Linked DNA regions of Homo sapiens: regions 1 and 2 are each linked to region 3. The links are chromatin contacts, found by Hi-C in ENCODE. All regions are on one chromosome and are shown on one strand. Each heading gives the region's core, a stretch centred on a gene start or an enhancer-like site at or near the end of the contact. The rest is flanking DNA. Distances are from core to core; before and after follow the strand shown. Region 1 has its middle 52 kb from the start of LINC02653. Region 2 overlaps LINC02653 (long intergenic non-protein coding RNA 2653). Region 3 has its middle 130 kb from the start of LINC01375.

The links. A loop is a pair of places that touch in the nucleus more often than their neighbours do. Pooled maps may share reads with other maps.
Region 1: a loop to region 3 is called in a map of HCT116, with 4 times the contacts of the local background. The contact joins two enhancer-like sites. A Hi-C loop is called at or near these places in 1 of 168 maps with a recorded cell type or tissue (HCT116), 1 of 37 single-sample maps with no recorded cell type and 2 of 50 pooled maps.
Region 2: a map with no recorded cell type shows a loop between it and region 3 (7-fold over the local background). The contact joins two enhancer-like sites. A Hi-C loop is called at or near these places in 1 of 37 single-sample maps with no recorded cell type and 2 of 50 pooled maps.

What each region holds. Positions count from the first base shown.
Region 1 is chr10:90,590,886-90,594,558 of GRCh38, reverse strand. No RefSeq gene overlaps it. Among named protein-coding and RNA genes, the nearest start is that of LINC02653, 52 kb to the right of the region's middle. Within about 2 kb of position 1,463, at least 3 of the 41 ENCODE cell types and tissues checked have a DNase peak (open chromatin) inside an H3K27ac peak, as active enhancers do; they include HCT116, where a contact is called at or near this core.
Region 2 is chr10:90,417,262-90,420,754 of GRCh38, reverse strand. The region is part of intron 3 of LINC02653 (long intergenic non-protein coding RNA 2653); the gene reads left to right. Among named protein-coding and RNA genes, the nearest start is that of LINC02653, 120 kb to the left of the region's middle. Within about 2 kb of position 1,439, at least 3 of the 41 ENCODE cell types and tissues checked have a DNase peak (open chromatin) inside an H3K27ac peak, as active enhancers do.
Region 3 is chr10:90,085,058-90,088,999 of GRCh38, reverse strand. No RefSeq gene overlaps it. Among named protein-coding and RNA genes, the nearest start is that of LINC01375, 130 kb to the right of the region's middle. RefSeq lists a silencer at 1,519-1,608 and an enhancer at 1,989-2,668. Within about 2 kb of position 1,584, at least 3 of the 41 ENCODE cell types and tissues checked have a DNase peak (open chromatin) inside an H3K27ac peak, as active enhancers do; they include HCT116, where a contact is called at or near this core.

The sequences.
Region 1 (3,673 bases), core at 214-2,713, 510 kb before region 3:
GGAAGAAGGCTGACTGACTGCCAGTGAAAGAGAAGGGGAGTAGCTACATATTAATGGATTTTAAAGCAGTGATAGAATTCTCAAGTAGCTTAGTGATATGGTTTGGCTGTATCCCCACCCAAATCTCATCTTGAATTTAACTCCCATAATTCCCACATGTTGTGGGAGGGTGGTGGGAGGTAATTGAATAATGGGGGTGGGTTTTTCCTGTGCTGTTCTTATGATAGTGAGTAAGTCTCATGAGATCTGATGGTTTTATAAAGGTCAGTTCCCCTGCACATGCTCTCTTGCCTGCTGCCATGTCAGATGTGCCTTTATTACTCCTTCACCTTCTGCCATGAATGTGAGGCCTCCCAGCTATGTGGAACTGTGAGTCCATTAAGCCTCATTTTCTTTATAAATTACCCAGTCTTGGGTATTTCTTCATAGCAGTATGAAAATGGACTAATACACTTAGTAAGTAAAATAGAAACCAGTGGTTCTCATTTCTGGCTATATTACAGAACCACCTGGCACTTCTTAAAGTACTGGTGCTTGGGCCCCATGCACAGAAGTTCTAATTTAATTAGTCTGATTGAAGCCCTGAGCATCAGTGTCATTACAAAGCTCCCCCGGTGAATCCAATTTGAAGCTGAAGTTGAGAAATGCACATCTCAGACCAAAAGTGTCCAGGTTTTTCAGTGTTTGCAGTACACAGGTAGAAATGGCTCCTTAGGCCAAGGGGAAATAAGATTCTATCTTGCACTGTACAAATCTGGGCTCTGTATGTGAGTGGAAGGAGCTTCTGGAATCTGATTTTTTTTTTTTTTTTGAGACAGAGTCTCGTTCTGTCACCCAGGTTGGAGTGCAGTGGCATGATTTCGCCTCTCTAAAACCTCCACCTCCTGGGTTCAAGTGATTCCCCTGTCTCAGCCTCCCATATGGCTGGGTCTATAGGCATCTGCCACCACGCCTGGCTAATTTTTGCATTTTTAGTAGAGGTGAGATTTTGCCATGTTGGCCAGGCTGGTCTCGAACCCCTGACTGCAAATGATCCACCCACCTTGGCCTCCCAAAGTGCTGGTATTACAGGTGTGACCCACCACGCCTGGCCTAAAATCTGCTATAAGCCTGCCAGGTGATGCTGATTCAGATGGTTCCATGAACTTTACAGAGTACTCTAAAATAGAGAAAAAAGCATCTCCTTTTTATTCATCTATTGTTTATGATGAATATGTTATTTTGTTTAAGTTCCCAAAGAAAATCCTAGGAGGAAAGGGACATTATTTCAGGTTACAGTTAAGTAAACTCTAGCAAATTGTCAATAAATACAAATCTAGTAAAAGCAAAGCCTGACATCACACAGGAGTATTTAGTTGAAGGGCTAAGGATAAGGAAAGCATTAACCACAGACTTTTCCCTAAGCTTTTCTAGGCTTCTTGTTGGTACACTAGCTGGCCCCCAGGGGTCATGAGCGACTAGCTCAGAGGAGGTGGGTGAGAGGAGCTGGTTGAGAAGAAGTGAGAAATGCAGCTGTGGGCATAGGCTGGCCTGGGCAAAAAAAGCTTCTGAGATGGTGCTGCAGTCAGAAGACTCTCTCGGTGCTGCAATTTCTGAACAATTGCAAACTCTGGCAGCCTTGCTTGTAAGAAAAAGCCAATAATTTTAGAGGGAATTAGAAAGCCTTGCTGCTTTAATTCTTGTTTTTCCTGCTGTCTGTCAAATGTCAATCTTTGTTGTCCTGATAAGGAACTACGTTCCCTACCAGTAAAGAGAATCTGAAAGCTTCATAAACACCCATTTGTGCATATAAATACATTTGGGAGAAGGGTGACATCATCAGAGCAGTGACAGTTTTTGAATGGAGAAGGGGAGGGGAGTGAACTAAAAGTAGTGATCTTGTCTTCAATGTGTCTGACTTTTGAGCAGGAGAGAAACCCATTTCCTGCTAGTCATTTCTTCTCTGTCCCTCATTAGAGAGAACATTTCCCCTGAGTTCTACAGATTTTATCCACAAACAAATATAGCTCACTTTGGTTCAAAGTTCTACGTATTCTGGGCCACTCTATTCCACTGCTGGCTTGATACATTCACTTGGATGCTTCACAGTCAACTAAACATGTTCATTGTCTACTACATTCTTGTTGCCAGAGACAAAGTCCATTTTCTCTTCAGTTGCTCAAAGCAGAAATAGAGGAGCTGGCCTTGACATCTCCCTCTCCTACCCCTCAGCTTATCCAGCATCAAGTTCTGCGCTGTCTCCTCCTGAGTATTTCTTAAATCAGACCACTTATCTCTATCCCCCTTGTCTTGGTGCTTTCTGGAACTGCCCTTGTCACTGCCTGGACCAGTACAGTAGCCCATGCTCTCACTGCTTTTCCTGCATCCACGCTTGCCCCTCCCATCGTGTTAGCCAGTGATCTTTTCAAACTGCTAATTTTTATTTTAAACTTGTGGATTTTAAAAATTGCCTTTAGAATAAAGGTCAATACCTCTGACTTGGTCTGTTAGACCTGACCCTTGCCTACCTTTCCAGCTTTAATTCTGAGCTCTCCCCACCCTCCATTCTAAATCCCATTCATATGGGTCTTCTTTGGTCCTTTGAATGCTTCATATTTGTTCTTCCTTCAGAGCCTCTGTACTAGTTTTTCCCACTGCTGAAACTCCCTCCCCTTTGCGTCTTTAATGCTTCCTCCTCCTTCAGCTTTCATCTCAAATGTCATTTTCATCAATCTCCTTTCCTGCCCCTCCCAGATAAGCGTCAGTCCTCCCGCTGTGCACTCTGGCTTCCTACATGCAACTTCCAACTGCTTACCTAAGTATGCAACAGACAGGGCCTCAGACTGCCTTGTCAACTATATGACCCCATTGTAACTCAAGTGCCTAGCACATACTGGGTACTCAACATCTGTGAGTGAAGATAAAAAGGTATAAGTGAAGGATATTAAAACACAGCCCATTCTCACATAAACACATGCACATTTCATCCAGCTAAGGGCTAAGGATGATTTCAGCCTGACACTCCTTGAAATCTTTAGTTGCTTAACTAATATATTAATATGAGACCTGGTTAGAATTAGAAAAGACTGTGATTAAAGAATGGTGATGTGCTGTTTACAAAACACTCTGTACTATTTTATCACATTTGATCCTTCTAAGGACTTTGTAAAGTAAGTAGGGCTGCTGTTATTGTGTCTGTCTACAGAAGATGAAACTGGAGCTTGATGAAGATAAGTGATTTGCACAAGGTCAAAGAGAAGAGGCATAACAGGGAAAACAGCCCTCATTATATGAATCCTATCTAGTGCAAATGATAATATTAGTAACAATAATAGCTAACTTAGTGTTTGAAATAATTTTAGATGTTATACTTAAGACTTTATATAAATTGTCTTGCATGTACCAAAACCACTGTGAAATTATACAATTACTATCTTTTCTTTACAGAAAGAGGAAATTAACCTTAGAGAGGTTAACTAACCTTCTGTAAGTGGTAGATACAGAGATAAAACCCAGGCACTCTTGCACCAGATCTCTATTCTTAACAACTTACATTTTGGTCTCATCTATGTTTACAGGAGCTCCTGGTTTTCTAGACATTTCTATCATGTGTCTAAAGCATATCTTCAATTAAAAGAATATATTTCTCTTTTTTTTGCTGTTTGTTCATTTTCCTTTTGAGTTCTTTTTTTCC
Region 2 (3,493 bases), core at 190-2,689, 330 kb before region 3:
CCAAGAATAGGAACTAAGACTCACAAGCTTTAGCTTCAGCTCTGCCAATAATCAACTGTATGATGTAGGTGAGTTAGAACTTTGGGTTTGCAATGTTCCTCATCTGTGGAAATCTGTAAAAATGTCTTCACATTTTATTAAAAAGTCTATTGTTTTAAATTTTTCTCATCCATGTCTCAGCACCTGTTGACTCTTCTCTGCTATATCCTGCCTACAAAGAACTTTTTTTTTATTTTTAACTTCATTTTCATTGTTGACACTACTACAGATAGATAGAACATTTTTAAAGTGTTTCAGTTAACATAGTAAGAAGTAGAATTTAGTTTGACTTTATAAACTTGTAAAACTGGAATTATCTTTGGTAAATCCAAATCCTTATGTAATGTACACATTTATAAAAGAATACGTTTAACATTCATCAGGTATTTCTTGATCTATTTCTGTGATGGAATGCTCATTATTTTATATTTTTCTTTTGTTTGTATTTAAGAAAAATTTCCAAAAGTTTAATTTTTATAAATTTTATTAAATGTGTGTTAAAAATTCAAACACATTTATAATTAATGTATTTTATTAGCTTTTCTGTCCTTAAGCATTATAACAACCACCACTGTCTCTAATGGAATAGTTGACAGCTAATTTGATTTTCTAACTATTTATATGTTTATTTTCATTAAATACTTTAACTCCTTCTTCCAAATAATATTTTATATTAAGTAGGGTAAAAACTTTGAAATAATGATGCCACATTAATAAAATACTTATTTGAATGAAATATTTAAAAAATTAGAAAGGATTTGAGTACATTTGATACATTCAACATAATATGGGAGCTTGATAAAATATGAAATGCCAAAAATAAATTCGCTGTACCATTAAAGTTTTTCCAACTAGTTTTTCCTTTTAGCATAAACTTCTTCTTTCTAATAAAGAAATTTTATTCATATTCATTGGCCAATATCCCATGACAATGATCCATGTGCTAAATATAAGCTTTAATGGTTTGCGATGATGAAATTGTTTCCAGGTTCTACAACCTAAGAAAGGAGGTTTTATGAGAATTATCTAGGGTAATCAATAATTAAGGATTTTAGACTTTGGAAGAGATCTTAGTGTTTACCTTTTTCTTTTTATAGTTCAAGTAGGCAGTGAGATAAGGAGATTGTCTAAAACAACATAGCCATTAGGGTCAGTGACAGAACTGGAAGCCAGCTCTCTGAAATCCTGTTTCTCTTCTGTATTATCTATATGAGATAAGGGGCTTTATGGCAGGAGTCAACAAACTATAGTTTATAGACCAGATGCGGCCTGTATCTGTTTTTGCAAGTACAGTCATATGTTGCTTAATGATGGGAATACAATCGAGAAATGCATCATTAGGCGGTTTTGTCATTGTGTGAACATCATTAAGTGTACTTACGCAAACCTATAGAGGGTACAGCCTGCTACACACCTGGGTTATGTGGTACAGCCTATTGCTCCTAGGCTACAAACCTGTTCAGCATGTTACTCTTCTGAATACTGCAGACAATTGCAACAAAAAGTTAAGTATGTGTGTATCTAAACATGGAAAAGGTAGAGTAAAAATATGGTATAAAAGATATTAAAAAATGGTACATCTGTATAGAGTACTTACCATGAATGGAGCCTGTAGGAGAGGAAGTTGCTCTCGGTGAGTCAGTGAGTGAGTGGCGAGTGAATGTGAAGGCCTACGGCATGACTGTACTCTATTGTACACTTTATAAACACTGTGTACTTAGGCTACTCTATGTTTATAAAAAGAAATTTCTTCAATAATAAGCTAACCTCAGCTTACAGTAGCTTTTTTACTTTGTAAACTTTTTAGTTTTTTGAAACTTTTTGACTCTTTTGTACTAATACAGGTTAAAACACAAACACATGCAACTGCACAAAATATTTTCTTTATATTCATATTCTCTAAGCTTTTTTCTATTTTAAAAATATTTTATTGGCTGGGCACAGTGCTTCACACCTGTAATCCCAGCATTTTGGGAGGCTCAAGCAGGAGGATCACCTGAGGCCAGGAGTTCAAGACCAGCCTGGTCAACATGGTGAAACCTTATCTCAACTTAAAATACAAAAATTAGCCAGGTGTGGTGGCACACGCCTGTAATCCCAGCTACCTGGGAGGGTGAGGCAGGAGAATCACTGGAACCTGGGAAGTGAAGGCTGCAGTGAGCCCAGTTCGTGCTACTGCACCCCAGCCTGGGCGACAGAGTGAGACTCTGTCTCAAAAAATATATATATATATATATTTATTTTTTGAACTTTTTAACCTTTTTGTTAAATATGAGACACAAACACACACATTAGCCTAGGGCTACACATGTTCAGGATCATCAGTATCATAGTTTTTCATGTCCACATCTTATCCCACCAGAAGGTCTTCCACGCATAACGCACATAGAGCTACCATCTCCTATGATACCTTTTGAAGGATCGACTTGCAGCAGTTTTACAGTTAACTTTTTTTTTCCCTGTAACTAGAAGAAGTAAACTCTATAATAACAATAAAAATATAGTATAATAAATTCATAAACCATTTACATAGCCATTTGTTATCATCAAGTATTATGTACTGTACATAATTGTGTGTCCTATACTTTTTACAACTGGCAGCACAATGGGTTTGTTTATGTTGATGAAAAGAGTCAAACTCTGTAAAATATTTAAAGAGATTTACTCTGAGTCAAGGATGAGTGACCAATGGCCCGTGACACAGCCCTCAGGAGAGCCTGAGAACATGTGCCCAAGGTGGTCAGGGCACAGCTTGACTTTATACATTTTAGAGAGACATGAGACCTCAATCAATATGTGTAAGATGTACATTGGTTTGGTCTGGAAAGGCGGGACAACTAGAAATTGGGGCTTCCAGGACATAGGTAAATAAGAGACAAAAGTTTGCATTCTTTTAGGTCTTTTTGGGTCTTTAATCAGCCTTTCACTGAATATAAAATTTACATGTAAGAGGAGAGTAGAGGAATAGTCACTTGTGTCTTAGTCTGACTCAGTGAATCTGCATTTTTACATAAACAATAGGGCAGAGGAAGCAATCCAATAATGCAGGTGAGCAGAGATGACTCTGAGTTCTGTCTGTCCTTTGTCCTGCCCCTGAGAAGATAAGCTATCAGTTTACATTGCCAGGGTGAAATTCAACAGAACTGTTTTAGGGTGAAGACCTTGAGGCTCACAAGGAATTTCATGGTGGGCAAATTGTGAGGGAGGTATGTAGCTTAAAAAAAAAAAATCTTTGTAGTTATTTTAAAATAAAATGAGAGACAGGTTTGCCTGACACCCTTTGGCTTAGTAATTTGGGGGCTCCCAGGTTTATTTTCCTTTCACATTTACACCAATATTAAAACAAACATATGAGTAAAGAATTGTGCTACAATGTTAAGATGGCTGCGACTCATTAGGCAACAGGAATTTTTCAGATCTATTATGATCTTATGCAAACACTGTCGTATATGTG
Region 3 (3,942 bases), core at 335-2,834:
TTATTGCCTTTGGACTAGACTGCCTAAAGCTACAAGATTAAAAGTTATAGTAATCGGCTGAAAGTGGTAGCTCATGTCTGTAATCCCAGCACTTTGGGAGGCCAAAGTGGGTGGGTCACTTGAGGTCAGGAGTTCAAAACCAGCCTGACCAACATGGTGAAACCCTGTCTCTACTAAAAATACAAAAATTAGCCAGGTGTGGTGGTGGGTGCCTGTAGTCCCAGCTACTCAGGTGGCTGAGGCACAAGAATCACTTGAACCCAGGAGGCAGAGGTTGCAGTGAGCCAAGATTGCACCACTGCACTTCAGCCTGGGTGACTGAGACTCCATCTCAAAAAAAAAAAAAAATTATGATAATCTTACTAAATTAAAGATGTAACAAGTTTTATTAAACTAATATCAATGTCTTATCTATTAAAGATTACACAAGCAAAGATCATTCTGTTTTGGGTTGGGTGTATAGTTTTGTAATCCCTATGCCAAATTTTGACACCTTACAGTGTTTGGCAGGGATAAGTATGAAATTGGGTGATTAATAAATGCAAAAAAAAGTATGTTGGCAAATTCTTAAGACATTTCTAATATTATTTTACCAATAATTTAAAGTCAGCTTATTTATTAAAGATTTTACTTAAATCAGGTGAACTTGAAAAAGTTCTCTTTTTTCTTTAGTATCTGATTTAAGCACTTTTATTATTTGTTAAGCCAATTAATTAGAGCTCTTTTATATAATTTTAGTAGTGAAACATTGTGTACACAACACATAAATATACCGATGCATTAGGCATGCTGATAGAAGCGCGTCTTACAGATTCACAAAGACCTCTTTTTTTCCCTTTTTTAAAAATCTTACCCTAGGCAGTTGTCAGCTTAATAGCCTTAAATTTGCATATTAAAGGAAACAACTGGGTGAAAAATAAGATAGCAAAATTTGCATCATAAGGTAGAAAGTCTGGTGGGCTAGCGGGAAATTAAAACAAATTTAATTGCCAATTGAACATACAATTATAGAAGTCTTTTATAAAGGCCTTCAAATATATACACGTACACATATACATACACACATACACACAAAGATTCTATTGTTTTTACTTCAGTACTTTAGTCATCAGATAAATGCAAATTTGTCAGCTTGCAAAAAAAAAAAAAAAAAACTGTTAAGTCCAAACAGTGGTTTTTATTTCAGTAGAAAAGTAACAGCAGATTTAAAGCAGGCAGAAAAGAAAAGAGAGAAAAGGGAAACCTAGGAACTCTTAATGTGTGGGTCAACCTTAAGGCTCTTTTTCCCTAATGTAAATGTGCACAAAGACCATATTACTTCCATTTTTCTCTGGCAAGTAGAGGTGCCATAAAACCTACAGAGTGATCAAAAGGGGGTCATTCCCCTTGTTTTCTCCTCATTATTTGATTATTTGTTTCCTGCTCTTTTTCTTTCTTTTTTTTTTTTTTTTTTTTTTTTTTCCTTAAAAGGAGGAACTGAGCTATGGCCTATGGTTTTCATGTGGTGGATTGATATGTGCTTTTTGTGGGCAAGGCTCCACAGTGTGTCACCACTGAGTCATTTACACCTTCTTACATGTCTCAGAACTTATATGCGTTTCCTGGATGATTCACTTTCTAAAATCAATTTTTGTTGGGGATTTTCCTGCAGGATCACAGCATGTAGTAGGGGATCAACACCCCAGACTTTCCCACAAGACCCCTGGTCACCCAGGGGTACCTTTTGGCTGGAAGGAGCAAATGCCCTTTTTCTTTAGCACTGGGAAAACTCAGTCTCTCATTAACCCATGAAAACAACAGTTGAGTTCCTCATGCAAATGCTCACAGACAAATCAAATTAAGATTAATTTTGGAAGAAAAAGCAATAGAGAAGGCCCTTTAGAATGCATCTCTGAACTAGAATTAGAATCCATAAACAACAACTTCCTAAAAGAGAAAAGAAAAACAAAACAGCCAAGACCACTTCCTGTTCTCATCCTAATTCTCATCCACCATTATACATGCCAAGGTCAAATTCCCTCACAGTGAAAAGTCATCTCTGGCACTCCAAAAGCCAAAGAGGTCAAATCATGCAATATAGGAAAACAGAGCTTTAGACCTAAAAAGAATTTGCCCATGACTCTTGAAACTCCACAAAGAAAACAAAACACCCCAAAAGGGGGTGAGTGGTGACTTTGTCCTAAATTCTTTAAAGGGGTTCAAGTCATTGTCAGGCCTCTGAGCCCAAGCCAAGCCATCGCATCCCCTGTGACTTGCATCTGGATATGCCCAGATGGCCTGAAGTAACTGAAGAATCACAAAAGAAGTGAATATGCCCTGCCCCACCTTAACTAATGACATTCCACCACAAAAGAAGTGTAAATGGCCGGTCCTTGCCTTAACTGATGACATTACCTTGTGAAAGTCCTTTTCCTGGCTCATCCTGGCTCAAAAAGCACCCCCACTGAGCACCTTGCCACCCCCCATTCCGGCCCACCAGAGAACAAACCCCCTTTGACTGTAATTTTCCTTTACCTACCCAAATCCTATAAAACGGCCCCACCCTTATCTCCCTTCACTGACTCTTTTCGGACTCAGCCTGCCTGCACCCAGGTGAAATAAACAGCCATGTTGCTCACACAAAGCCTGTTTGGTGGTCTCTTCACATGGACACGCATGAAATTTGGTGCCGTGACTCGGATCAGGGGACCTCCCTTGGGAGATCAATCCCCTGTCCTCCTGTTCTTTGCTCTGTGAGAAAGATCCACCTATGACCTCAGGTCCTCAGATCGACCAGCCCAAGGAATATCTCACCAATTTTAAATCAGGTAAGCGGCCTCTTCTCTCTTCTCCAACCTCTCTCACTGTCCCTCAACCACTTTCTTCTTTCCACTCGTCAATCTCTCCCTTCTCTTAATTTCAATTCCTTTCATTTTCTGGGAGAGACAAAGGAGATACGTTTTATCTGTGCACCCAAAACTCCAGTGCCGGTCACGGGCTGGGAAGGCAGCCTTCCCTTGGTGTTTAATCATTGGAGGGACACCTCTCTGATTATTCACCCACGTTTCAAAGGTGTCAGACCACGCAGGGATGCCAGCCTTGGTCCTTCACCCTTAGCAGCAAGTCCCGCTTTTCTGGGGAAGGGGCAAGTACCCCAACCCCTTCTCTCCTTGTCTCTACCCCTTCTCTGCTTTCCTGGGGCAGGGGCAAGTACCCCTCAACCCCTTCTCCTTCACTCTTAGCGGCAAGTCCCGCTTTTCTAGAGGAGGGCAAGTACCCCAACCTCGTATCTCTGTGCCCCAATCCCTTATTTCAGTGCCCCGACCCCTTATTTCCATGCCCCTACCCCTTATTTCTGCACCCCATCCCTTATTTTTGCACCCCAACCTCTTATCTCTGCACCCCAACCCCTTTTCCCACTTTTCTGGAAGGTAAGAACCTCCGAACCCCTTCCCTCTGTTTCTCTACTCTCTCTTTTCTCTAGGCTTGCTTCCTTCATTATAGGCAACCTTCTACCCTCCATTCCTCCTTCTACTCCCTTGGCCTGTGTTCTCAAAAACTTAAAACCTCTTCAACTCACACCTGACCTAAAACCTAAATGCCTTATTTTCTTCTGCAATGCCGCTTGACCCCAATACAAACTCGACAGTAGTTCCAAATAGCCAGAAAATGGCACTTTGAATTTTTCCATCCTGCAAGATCTAAATAATTCTTGTCATAAAATAGGCAAACGGTCTGAGGTGCCTGACGTCCAGGCATTCTTTTACACATCAGTCCCTTCCTAGTCTCTGTGCCCAGTGCAACTCGTCCCAAATCTTCCTTCTTTCCCTCCCGCCTGTCCCCTCAGTACCAACCCCAAGCATCGATGAGTCTTTCTAATCTTCCTTTTCTACACACCCATCTGACCTCTCCCTTCCTCCCCAGGCTGCTCCTCGCCAGGCCGAGCTAGGTCCCAATTCTTCC